Regions from separate parts of the Homo sapiens genome. Here region 2 is linked to region 1. Evidence: chromatin contacts called from ENCODE Hi-C or POLR2A ChIA-PET data. All regions are on one chromosome and are shown on one strand. The core of a region is the stretch at or near the end of the contact, and the rest is flanking DNA. Distances in the headings are between cores, read along the strand shown. Region 1 overlaps LOC105373929 (a long non-coding RNA gene). Region 2 overlaps EFHD1 (EF-hand domain family member D1).

Evidence for each region. Hi-C counts contacts between places; a loop is a spot of excess contacts on that map. ChIA-PET counts read pairs that join two places held with the same protein, here RNA polymerase II (POLR2A). Pooled maps may share reads with other maps.
Region 2: a map of astrocyte of the cerebellum shows a loop between it and region 1 (2.6-fold over the local background). The contact joins two enhancer-like sites. A Hi-C loop is called at or near these places in 43 of 168 maps with a recorded cell type or tissue (Caco-2, Calu3, HCT116 and 26 more), 10 of 37 single-sample maps with no recorded cell type and 32 of 50 pooled maps. POLR2A ChIA-PET finds 5 or more read pairs at or near these places in 6 of 52 experiments (A549, H1, Panc1 and 3 more).

What each region holds. Positions count from the first base shown.
Region 1 is chr2:232,587,806-232,593,027 of GRCh38, forward strand. All of the region lies in intron 3 of LOC105373929 (a long non-coding RNA gene), which reads right to left. Among named protein-coding and RNA genes, the nearest start is that of EIF4E2, 40 kb to the left of the region's middle. Within about 2 kb of position 1,251, at least 16 of the 41 ENCODE cell types and tissues checked have a DNase peak (open chromatin) inside an H3K27ac peak, as active enhancers do; they include ascending aorta and dorsolateral prefrontal cortex, where a contact is called at or near this core.
Region 2 is chr2:232,666,602-232,671,823 of GRCh38, forward strand. All of the region lies in intron 2 of EFHD1 (EF-hand domain family member D1), which reads left to right. Among named protein-coding and RNA genes, the nearest start is that of GIGYF2, 28 kb to the right of the region's middle. Within about 2 kb of position 2,655, at least 6 of the 41 ENCODE cell types and tissues checked have a DNase peak (open chromatin) inside an H3K27ac peak, as active enhancers do; they include ascending aorta and dorsolateral prefrontal cortex, where a contact is called at or near this core.

The DNA of each region.
Region 1 (5,222 bases), core at 1-2,500:
GCCTGCCCTCTACCTTGACGTCTCTGTGAGGAGGCAGGGGAGGAATGCTCAGAGCACCTTCTACCTGCCATCCTCCACCCTTTCAGTCAGGACCCTGAATGGACAGAGAGAGGGGCATCAAGGCCTTGTCCCCTGTGAGCCCAAGAAGGCAGGTAGGTTAATCCAACATCCCCCTCCAGGTGACTTTCCTCCTGTCCCTGACAAGAGGACTGTTAACGTTGACCCAAGAGCCAGAGCCCTGCCCTGTGGCCTCGTGTGCTCTTTGCAGGGTCCTAGCCCCCCGACCCCCATCAGGATGCTTCCAGAACATGGTAAGAGCCCCTGCAGAGGCTGAGCTCATCTGTGGCCGGGCTGGCCGGGCACCACCCAGCACCAGGCTCCTGGAAGGGTTTGGAGGTCCAGCCTCCCACCCCATGCTCTCTGGCTCGCAGTGCCCACCATGCCCTGGCTCCAGCCACCCTGGCTGACTCACTGCCAGGCTCCTTTGCTGTCATCAGTTCTGCTGCAGGTTCACCTCAGCTCACTCCCGTCCCACCCACAGGCGCACACACACCTCTGTCTCCTGACCAGTTCCCACTTTATCTCCGAGTGATGTCCAAGACCCTTTTACAGAGGACAGGTGGCTGGTCCCTCCTATGTGACAGAATGGCCAGTGGCCCTCAGAGGAGACCCTGCTCCTCAACTTAGCACAGTGCTTCTTGGGAGGTTCTAATGGGCAGCCCAGGTCAGGACTATGATCTTGGAGAGACCCTCCTTCATTACTGCCCCTGGACCTATGCCCTGGCCTCCTTGGACAACTTCACACACACACATCCCTAGTATCTTCCCCACATCTAATCAATGTGCTCCTGCCCCCTGCAACATCCTCACCAGCCCCAGCCCATGTCGTGCTCACGCCATTGAGCCTGGCACTGTTGAAGGACCTCACGTGCTTCTTCATTGAAAGCCCTGCCACATCAGTTTTGACTAGATTTCCCGGGGTTCCGCAGATACATCCTTGTCCCCTGCTGTCATGCCATTCATTCCCTGCTGTAGAAGGCCCTCACTCCACCCTTCACCCTGCCCACCTCCACCACCCTTCACATATTGCCTCTTCCAGGCAGCCCCTGGTCCCCTCCTGCCCTAATCATGGGCACCTCCTATTTTCCCACAGCACTAGGCCCAAGAGACTGGAACTGCAGGTGTCCTTGTCTGTTCTGGCTGCTGGGATAGGTTCCAGGAAGGCAGGGGCCACACCTCCCTCATCTCTGAACAGGCCTGGCATGGATGCTGGCTGCGGAGAAATTCCTGCCAAAAGCAGATTTATAAAATGCCTTAGTCATCGTGTGCTGTTCCATCCAGCACTGCCTCTCGCTGAAGAACTCATTTCACAGCAAATGAAGTGCAGCAGTGGGCTTGAAGGAAACCTAAATATTTCTCTCTAAAATACTGAGTATTACATAAGCGTAAAACACTACATAAATAAACTAATTAAAATACTGCCGGCCAGGCGCGGTAGCTCACACCTGTAATCCCAGCACTTTGGGAGACCGAGGCAGGCGGATCACCTGAGCTCAGACATTTGAAACCAGCCTGGCCAACGTAGCCAAGCTCTACTAAAAATACAAAAATTAGCCGGGCGTGATGGCTCATGCCTGTAATCCCAACTACTTGGGAGGCTGAGGCAGGAGAATCACCTGAACCCAGGAGGCAGAGGTTGCAGTAGCCAAGATCGTGCCACTGCACTCCAGCCTGGGCTACAGAGTGAGACTCCATTTCTAAATGAATAAATTAATTAACAAATTAATTAACAAATAAATAAATAATAAAACACTGTGATTGTTGGGCTGAAGAAGGCTAAATGCAGGGGGGCACTCAGCCTTTCCCTCTGCTTGCCCGATGGCAGGACAGCAATTCACAAAGACGAGATCCTTCTACCTCCCCTCCAGCTTTCCTGTGTAAAACCAGAGATGGAAAATTTCCTCAAACAACTTGCTCATCAACTCAGAGATGGTGCCAATGGGACCAGGGAAATTTGGGAGCTAACTTTACTCCCTTCCCAGAGTTTTCCTGCCTTCGCAAGACTCTCCTTTGTCGTGTCACCACTCCAAGATTTATGGCTTTTCACCGGGCGCTGTGGCTCAAGCCTGTAATCCCAGGACTTTTGGAGGCTGAGGTGGGCGGATCACGAGGTCAGGAGATCGAGACCATCCTGGCTAATACAGTGAAACCCCGTCTCTACTAAAAATACAAAAAAATTAGCCGGGTGCGGTGGCGGGCGCCTGTAGTCCCAGCTACTCGGGAGGCTGAGGCAGGAGAATGGCATGAACCCGGGAGGCGGAGCTTGCAGTGAGCCGAGATCGCGCCACTGCACTCCAGCCTGGGCCACAGAGAGAGACTCCGTCTCAAAAAAAAAAAAAAAAAAAATTACGGCTTTTTGATAAAATACTATTTAAGGCAGAGCTTCAAGCCACTTCCTTGAGAGCTACACCTTTGAACTGAGGCTCCTCCCACAAGATGTAAACTGTGCGCATTAACATAAAAATGGCTTTTCTCTTGTTAATCTATCTTTTGTCACAGAAGGCTTGTTCCAGCTATCAACTTAGGAAGGTAGAGGGAAATTACATGTTCTTCCCTCAGGCTCATGTTTATGGAGGTCCCTGGTCTTACTGGTACCCCATCATCCTAAAGCGGGAATGTGAGAGCTACTGACCTCTATGATTGAGTTTTGTTCACTGATAATTAATAAATTATTGCTATTTGTAGCATTTCACAGATCGTTTGCTTGCATTTGCCAGGGGTGTGTGTGTGTGTGTGTGTGTGTGTGTGTGTGTGTGTATTTTTTTTTTTAACATAGTCTTGCTCTGTCCCCCAGGCTGCAGTACAGTGGTAGCACCTTGGCTCACTGCAGTCTCCACCTCTTGGGTTTAAGGGATCCTCCCACTTCAGCCTCTGGAGTAGCTGGGATTACAAGCGCACACCACCACACTCAGCTAATTTTGTATTTTTTGTAGAGATGAAGTCTCACTATGTCGCCCAGGCTGGTCTGGAACCTCCTGCACTCACGTAATCCTCCCACCTCAGCCTCCCAAAGAGCTGGGATTACGGGTGCGAGCCACCATGCCTGGCTTTATAATCTTATTATCTTCAAATTATGAAGGTTTTACTTTCTCCTTTCCAACTTTCCTATCTCTGTTTTCTTTGCCTTACCTTATTGTGTGGGTTAGCACCTCCGGTACATTGTTGATTTACGCTGGTAACAGTGGGCGTGCTGTCTTGTTCCTAACTTGGTGGGAATGCCTCTAGGAGTCCCCATTAAAGACAATGCTGGTTTTGGAGCTGAAATGTATTCTGTCCTGTTAAAGAAGAGAAGAGCCGTGCGTGGTGGCTCACACCTGTAATCCCAGCACTTTAGGAGGCCGAGGTGGGCAGATCACTAGGTCAGGAGTTCGAGACCAGCCTGGCCTGTTCATGGTGAAACCCCATCTCTACTAAAAAAATACAAAAATTAGCTGGGCATGATGGTGCACACCTGTAATCCTAGCTACTCAGGAGACTGAGGCAGGAGAATCGCTTGAACCCAGGAGGCAGAGGTTGCAGTGAGCCAAGGTCCCGCCATTGCACTCCAGCCTGGGCAACAAGACAGAAACTCTGTCTCAAAAAAAAAAGAAGAAGAGAAGAAAAGATTTAAAAGTTGTATGGGAGAGTATATGGATGTACCATCTTTTTGTAACCTAATTTTTCTTAAGAGATGAGATTGAGGTCTCGCTAATGTTGCCCAGGCTGGAGTACAGTGGCTATTCACGGGCATGACCATCGTGCACGACAGCATTGAACTCCCAGGCTCTAGCAATATTCCTACCTCAGTCTCCCAAGTAGCTAGGGTTACAGGGGTTCCCCTTTGTGCCTGGCCCCATCTACTGATTTCATGAACATTTCGATTGTTTCCAGTATTTTGCTGAAAGAAGTGAATGGCTTGGTATATATACCCATCATTTTGCATTTGTAGGATCAGTTCTAGAACTGGAATTGTTGGGCTGTGTGATGGTTAATTTCATGTGTTAACTTGACTGGGCCAAGGAATGACCACATAGCTGGTAAAACACGATTTCTGGGTGTGTCTGTGAGGATGTTTCTGGAGAAGATGAAGATCGGAGTTGATAGACTAAGTGAAGATTCACCCTCACCAGTGTAGGTGGGCATCATCCATCCATTAAGAGCTGAACAGAACAAAAAGGCAGAGTAGGGGCAAACTTGCTTTGTCTTCTTGAGCTGGGATATCCATCTTCTCCTGCCCTCCAACACTGGAGCTCCTGGTTCTCGATCCTGGTTCTCAGGCTTTAAGACTCAGACTGCATTTCCCAGGCCCTCCAGCTTGCAGGCGGCAGATGGTGGGACTTCTCAGCCTCCGTAATCACCTGAGCCAATTCCCATAATAAATCTCCTCATATATATACATATATGCTGGGTCAAAGAGTACATGATATTTGATTTGATAAATATTGCCAAATTGCTCCCCAGGTTACGCTCTCACCAGCAATGCATGTGTTTTATCTCAGCTCCACAAAGAGAATATATTATAAAATTTAGATTTGTGCTAATCCGATAGGTAAAAAATGATATTTCAATGTCATTCTTTTTATGAGTGAAATTGAGTTTCTTTTCATATATTTAAGGACAATTTGTGTTGGGTTTTCTGTTCGTAACTTGACAATTTTTCTATTGAGTTGGTGGTCTTTTTCTTATTGACTAACGGGAGTATTTTATATATTAAGGAGATTATCCCTTTGTTTGTAATATGAGCTTGACCAGAGCAGGAACCAACACAATCAAATGAGGAGTCCCGGATGGCTTACCCAATGTTATAGGATGAGGCCTTTACCGTGCTGGTGGCTGAGGGTGGGCGAGAGAGTCAAAGATGAGTTGTATCTGAACAGGAAAACCTGTTGTTCTGCAGGCAAGCTTGGCTCTAAAGTGGCTGCCTATATAAGTTATTTTGGAGCCTCCAGGATATAAGCAGCCCAGGTACCAAGAAGGTGATGCAAGCATTTTGCCTCTCCTCCTAGTGGGAGGAGTTCCAGCTGCCTCCTGCTGGTGGGGACTGATGACCTGTCCAGCTCCACTGTCTCTTGTCCCTCTGGACTGGGTGAATGAGGATTCTGGCCATGAATTGCTGATTTGCTTAGTTCTGTCCTCCGTCTAATGAGCATTATCTTCTATGGACAGTCCTTTGCTCTGGTCTG
Region 2 (5,222 bases), core at 1,405-3,904, 80 kb after region 1:
TAGCTGCTGGTTTGGCCAGCAGATGGTAGACATCAGAGTCTTGGAAATCTCCAAAGGGTTCCTGTGATTGGTTTGCACCCCCGTTCCAAAGCTTCAGGGACATTCACAGTCTACCCTTTGTCAGTTCCAAGCCCAGTCCCATCTCTAGTAGCTGCACCAGGCATGCAGGCCTTGGGAGTATAAGGACATGCTGCCACTCATACTTTCCTGTTCCATTATTTCACCGTGCTGGTTTCCACCTCTGCTTAAGGCCCTAGTGGACCAGGGCTGTGTTCACAGACTGAAAAGAGCATGGGCTCAGTCTACTACACAAAGCTAGGTCCCCAGAGTGAGATCTTTTACTTCTGAGCCTCAGTGTTTGTGTCCTTAAAATAGCTGTGTGAATAGCTTTCCCCGCTATTGTGACCATTGTGAAAACTAAGTTTTCTTTCTGTGCCTTTTACAAGCTAGGAAGACATTCCTAACTGGAAACCATATTTGCTGCCACCTTGTTCTTGCACTTCCAGCTTCTGAAACTGTGAGAAAATAAATTTCTGTTGTGTGAGCCACCCAGACTGCACAATTTTGTTAGGGCAGCCCAAGCAGACGAATACAGTGGCCCCTGGAGCCTGGCTGTGCTGGGCCGCCCGCCTGCCTGGTCATGGTTGATCAGACCATGGATGGACCGCTGGTCTGACCAGGCCAATCGAATTCTCTCTCTCGGGATTTTGAAATTGGGGCTGAAGTGCTCCGGATTGGCTCTGCAGATGGCTGTTCTTGGAAGGATAATGCAATGTGGGGTGCCCACTTTCTACCATGCGGACCGGCATGAGAGATGGAGGGGGAATCTTGCCTCCAGTCCTAAGAGCTTTGCCTCTCCCAGTTCCAGTCCTCCTCCAGGCCACTGTGTCTCGTCCTTGGGTTTTTGAGACATCTTATTTTATTTTAATTAATTAATTAATTTATTTATTTATTTATTTATTTATTTTGAGACGGAGTTTTGCTCTTGCTGCCCAGGCTGGAGTGCAATGGTGCAATCTCACCTCACTGCAACCTCCGCCTCCCGGGTTCAAACGATTCTCCTGCCTCAGCCTCCCAAGTAGCTGGGATTACAAGCATGCGGCACCACACCCGGCTAATTTTGTATTTTTCTTTTTAGTAGAGACAGGGTTTCACCATGTTGGCCAGGCTGGTCTCAAACTCCTGACCTCAGGCGATCCACCCGCCTTGGCCTCCCAAAGTGCTGGGATTACGGGTGTGAGCCACTGTGTCTGGCGGAGACATCTATTTTAAATAATGAATACCTCCTTTTTGCTTAAGTGAACAAGTTTATTTCTGTCACTTGCAACCTAAGAGTTCTAACTAATACCGTGGGAGTGTTTGCATCATCGGCCGAAGCCATGAAGTTAAAAATTCCCTGAGTGTATCAGAAGCATCCATAGCTTGCGTGTGAAAGGGCTTTTTAGCTTTGTTAGTTCTCTTGCTGTCTCTTTGTTTTCTACCTCTCCTTCCCTCCCCCTCTTTCTTCACAGTCACAGCTAGGACAGTTTCCAATTCTTCTACCACATGCCCGGCTTTGTGGACTATAAATAGGAAGACAAACAAGGCTGGGCAGTTGGATAAATTGTCATTTAGGGCGGTTGGTGATTGTAACAAAATTAAATGGAAATGTCTGGCATGCTTCATGGAAGTCTGGGCGCTTTCAGCTTGAGCTGAGTTTTTTCCCTTCTTTAACTGGCTGGGGTAGGGGGTACCCCTGAGGTGTGACAGGGATGCTGCTGGTCACCTGCTGACCTGGCACAGTGAGTGGATACGTCTGGATCTGCCCCAGACCTGAGGGTTCAGAGGAAACAGCTCTGGGGAAGGGACCCGTGAGGAGAGCTTTCCCTCATGTTTCCAGTTCATGAAGCCCGTCCGTAAACTGTCATCTCCACTCTGGATTTGAGAAGGCCAAGCCTCGGGGATGGCGAGAGTCCCTGAGGTCACCTGGGTGGGCACTGGCTGGGGGTGGTGCTCTGTCTTCTCTTAAAAAATATTTTGTTTTATTATTTTATTATTTATTTATTTATTTGAGACACAGTTTCACTCTGTCACCCAGGCTGGAGTGCAATGGCGCGATCTCGGCTCACTGCAACCTCCACCCCTCAGATTCAAGCGATTCTCGTGCCTCAGCCTCCCGAGTAGCTGGGATTACAGTTGTGTACCACCATGCCCGGCTAATTTTGGTATTTTTAGTAGAGATGGGGTTTCACCATGTTGGTCATGCTGGTCTCGAACTCCGGACCTCAGGTGATCCGCTCGACTCAGCCTCCCAAAATGCTGAGATTACAGGTGTGAGCCACCACGCCCAGCCAGTGCTCCCATCTTTTCACAGCTGCCTGTCTGGGTCCCAGAGAGCACTGGCCTGGTGGGGCTGCCTGTTCTCTTTGCCTCGTGGAGCAAGGAGGTGGGGCCTTCTGTGAAGGAAATGATTTAAGGATAGCAGGGCACGGAGCGACCAGTATGTCAGTCCCTCTCTCCACATGCCTCTCATCCGCAGCCCTGAAGTCTGCTGCTTCGATCTTTTCCACCCCTGTGTCACCATCCCCTTGACCTCCAACCTATTCTTGGGGGGCCTGGCCTCCTCCAAGGGGCCTGTCTTCTTTCAAGTCAATGTTCAGGTTCTGATAATCCACAGCAAACTGAGTCTCTGCCGGCCTCTAGTGAGAGAGTTTGAAGCTGCAGGTGGTTGAACATGGCTGACCGTCGGCCTCTCCGTGGGCATCTTGCTGTGTCTCTTGCTTTGTATTTGACAATATCCACGGTAGCGTTAGGACCCTGAAGGGAGCAATAGGAAGAGGGTGTCTTACAAGGCATTTCGGGGATGCGGTGGTTGAGCCTCTCACCGGCATGAAACACACTTCCCTCTGGGGATTGAGAGCCTCGGCAGTAATGATACTCAAGTGAGGATTTGGAAGGCCTGTAGAAGTTGCTTAACCTATCACTCTACTTTAAGTAGTGTTCTTTTCCCTTTTGAGAAGGCTTTTTTTTTTTTTTTTTAGACAGAGTCTTGCTCTGTAGCCCAGGCTGGAGTGCAATGGTACGACCTCGGCTCACTGCAACCTCCACCTCCTGGGTTCAAGCGATTCTCCTGCTTCAGGCTCCTGAGTAGCTGGGATTATAGGCAGGCACCACCACGCCCGGCTAATCTTTGTATTTTTAGTGGAGACGGGGTTTCACCATGTTGGTCAGGCTGGTCTCGAACTCCTGACCTCGTGATCCACCTGCCTTGGCCTCCCAAAGTGCTGGGATTACAGGCGTGAGCCACTGCACCTGGCGAGAAGGCATTCTTTTAGGGAAGAGGGTTATGAAAAAAGACCTGGAAACCTGCAATTTTCCTGTGGGTGCATACATTTTAGGTAGCACCTGAAAACCTGGAGAGAGCCTCTTTCGATGATAGCTTGGAACGTATCAGTTTATATTCTTTCCATATGGAAAAATAAGTCATGAAGCTTAGATAGCAGTTGTTTAAAGAAGAGAACTAAAAAAGCCACAAAATTGCCTTGGGAGAGGACAGGAAGATGGGGAAATTGCCATTTAAGTTTGGCCAATTTATAGCTGGGCATGGTGGCTCATGCCTGCAATCCCAGCACTTTGGGAGGCCTGAGGCTAGGAGTTCAAGACCAGCTTGGTCAACATGGTGAAACCCCATTTCTACTAAAAATACAAAAATTAACCAGGTGTGATGTCACGCTCCTGTAATCCAAGCTACTTGGGAGGCTGAGGCGGGAGGATCACTTGAACCCGGGAGGCAGAGGTTGCAGTGAGCCGAGATCGAGCCATTGCACTCCAGCCTGAGCAACAGAGCAAGACTGCATCTCAAAAAAAAAAAGGTTGGCCAATTTATTTATTTAAAAGTTTGTTCTTTGGAAGCCTGAAGATTAATTAATTCAGGTCACATTTTGAATCTGGAGGAGGAGGGTGGATTATTCAACAAATGATGCAAGGATTACTAACCAACCATTTGGAAGAAAATAAGGTTAATGATTAACCTCACATGATAAATAAAAATAAATTTCAGAGATTAAATATTTACATGGTTAAAAAAAAAAAGAAGCCATAAAAGTTGTAGACAAAACATAGGTGGTTGTTTATATAACCTTGGTGCTGAGGAAGGTTTTTCTAAGCATAACACTATATGTAAAATTTTTGAAAGTTGAAAATTAGCATAAACATACTTAAAAGGCAAGTGATAGAGCTAAAATATTTGAAACATACCAGGTTCTATGAAGATCTTTAGCAAATGGTAAGAAAGGCAAACAATCTAATGCAAAAATGAGACACACAAGAAAAGTACAAGTTGTTAAAAAACCATTGGAAATATTATTTAGTTTTTAAAAAATAGTATATACAGGTTTATTTGATTTTTCTTTCATCACTGTAAACTAGGATGCTGCTAATTTTTTACTTTCATAGATAATGTTTAAACCATTGTAGGAATGTTTCTGAAGGATAAATTCCCACCAGTGGAATTAATGGTTGGAAGGCAAAAAGCATCTTATTTTCAGTAAACATTTCCAAAGTGCCCATCAAGGCCAGGCACAGTGCCTCACACCTGTAATTTCAGCACTTTAGGAGACTGAGGCAGGAGGATCACTTGAGACCAGGAGTTTGAGACCAGCCTGGGCAACGTAGAAGACCCTGTCTCTACAAATTAAAAAAAAAAAAAATTAGCCAGGTGTGGTGGCACACGCCTGTGGTCCCAGCTACTCAGGAATCAGAGGGCATAGGACCACCTGAGCCCAGGAGGTCAAGGTTGCAGTGAGCTATGAACACACCACAGCACTCCAGAGCGAGACCCTGTCTCAAGAAAATAAATAAATAGGCTGGGTGCAGTGGCTCACACCTGTAATCCCAGCACTTTGGGAGGCCGAGGCGGGCGGATTACCTGAGGTCAGAAGTTTGAGACCAGCCTGACCAACATGGAGAAACCCCGTCTCTACTAAAATACAAAAAAATTAGCGAGGCATGATGGTGCATCCCTGTAATCCCAGCTACTCGAGAGGCTGAGGCAGGAGAATCGCTTGAACCTGGGAGGCAGAGGTTGCAGTGAGCCGAGATCGCACCACTGCACTCCAGCCTGGGCAACAAGAGTGAAACTCCATCTCAAAAAATTAAATAAATAAAAAAGAAAATAAATAAATAAAAGTTTGAGGGTGGGAGGCAGTGGCTCACGCCTGTAATCCCAGCACTTTGGGAGGCCG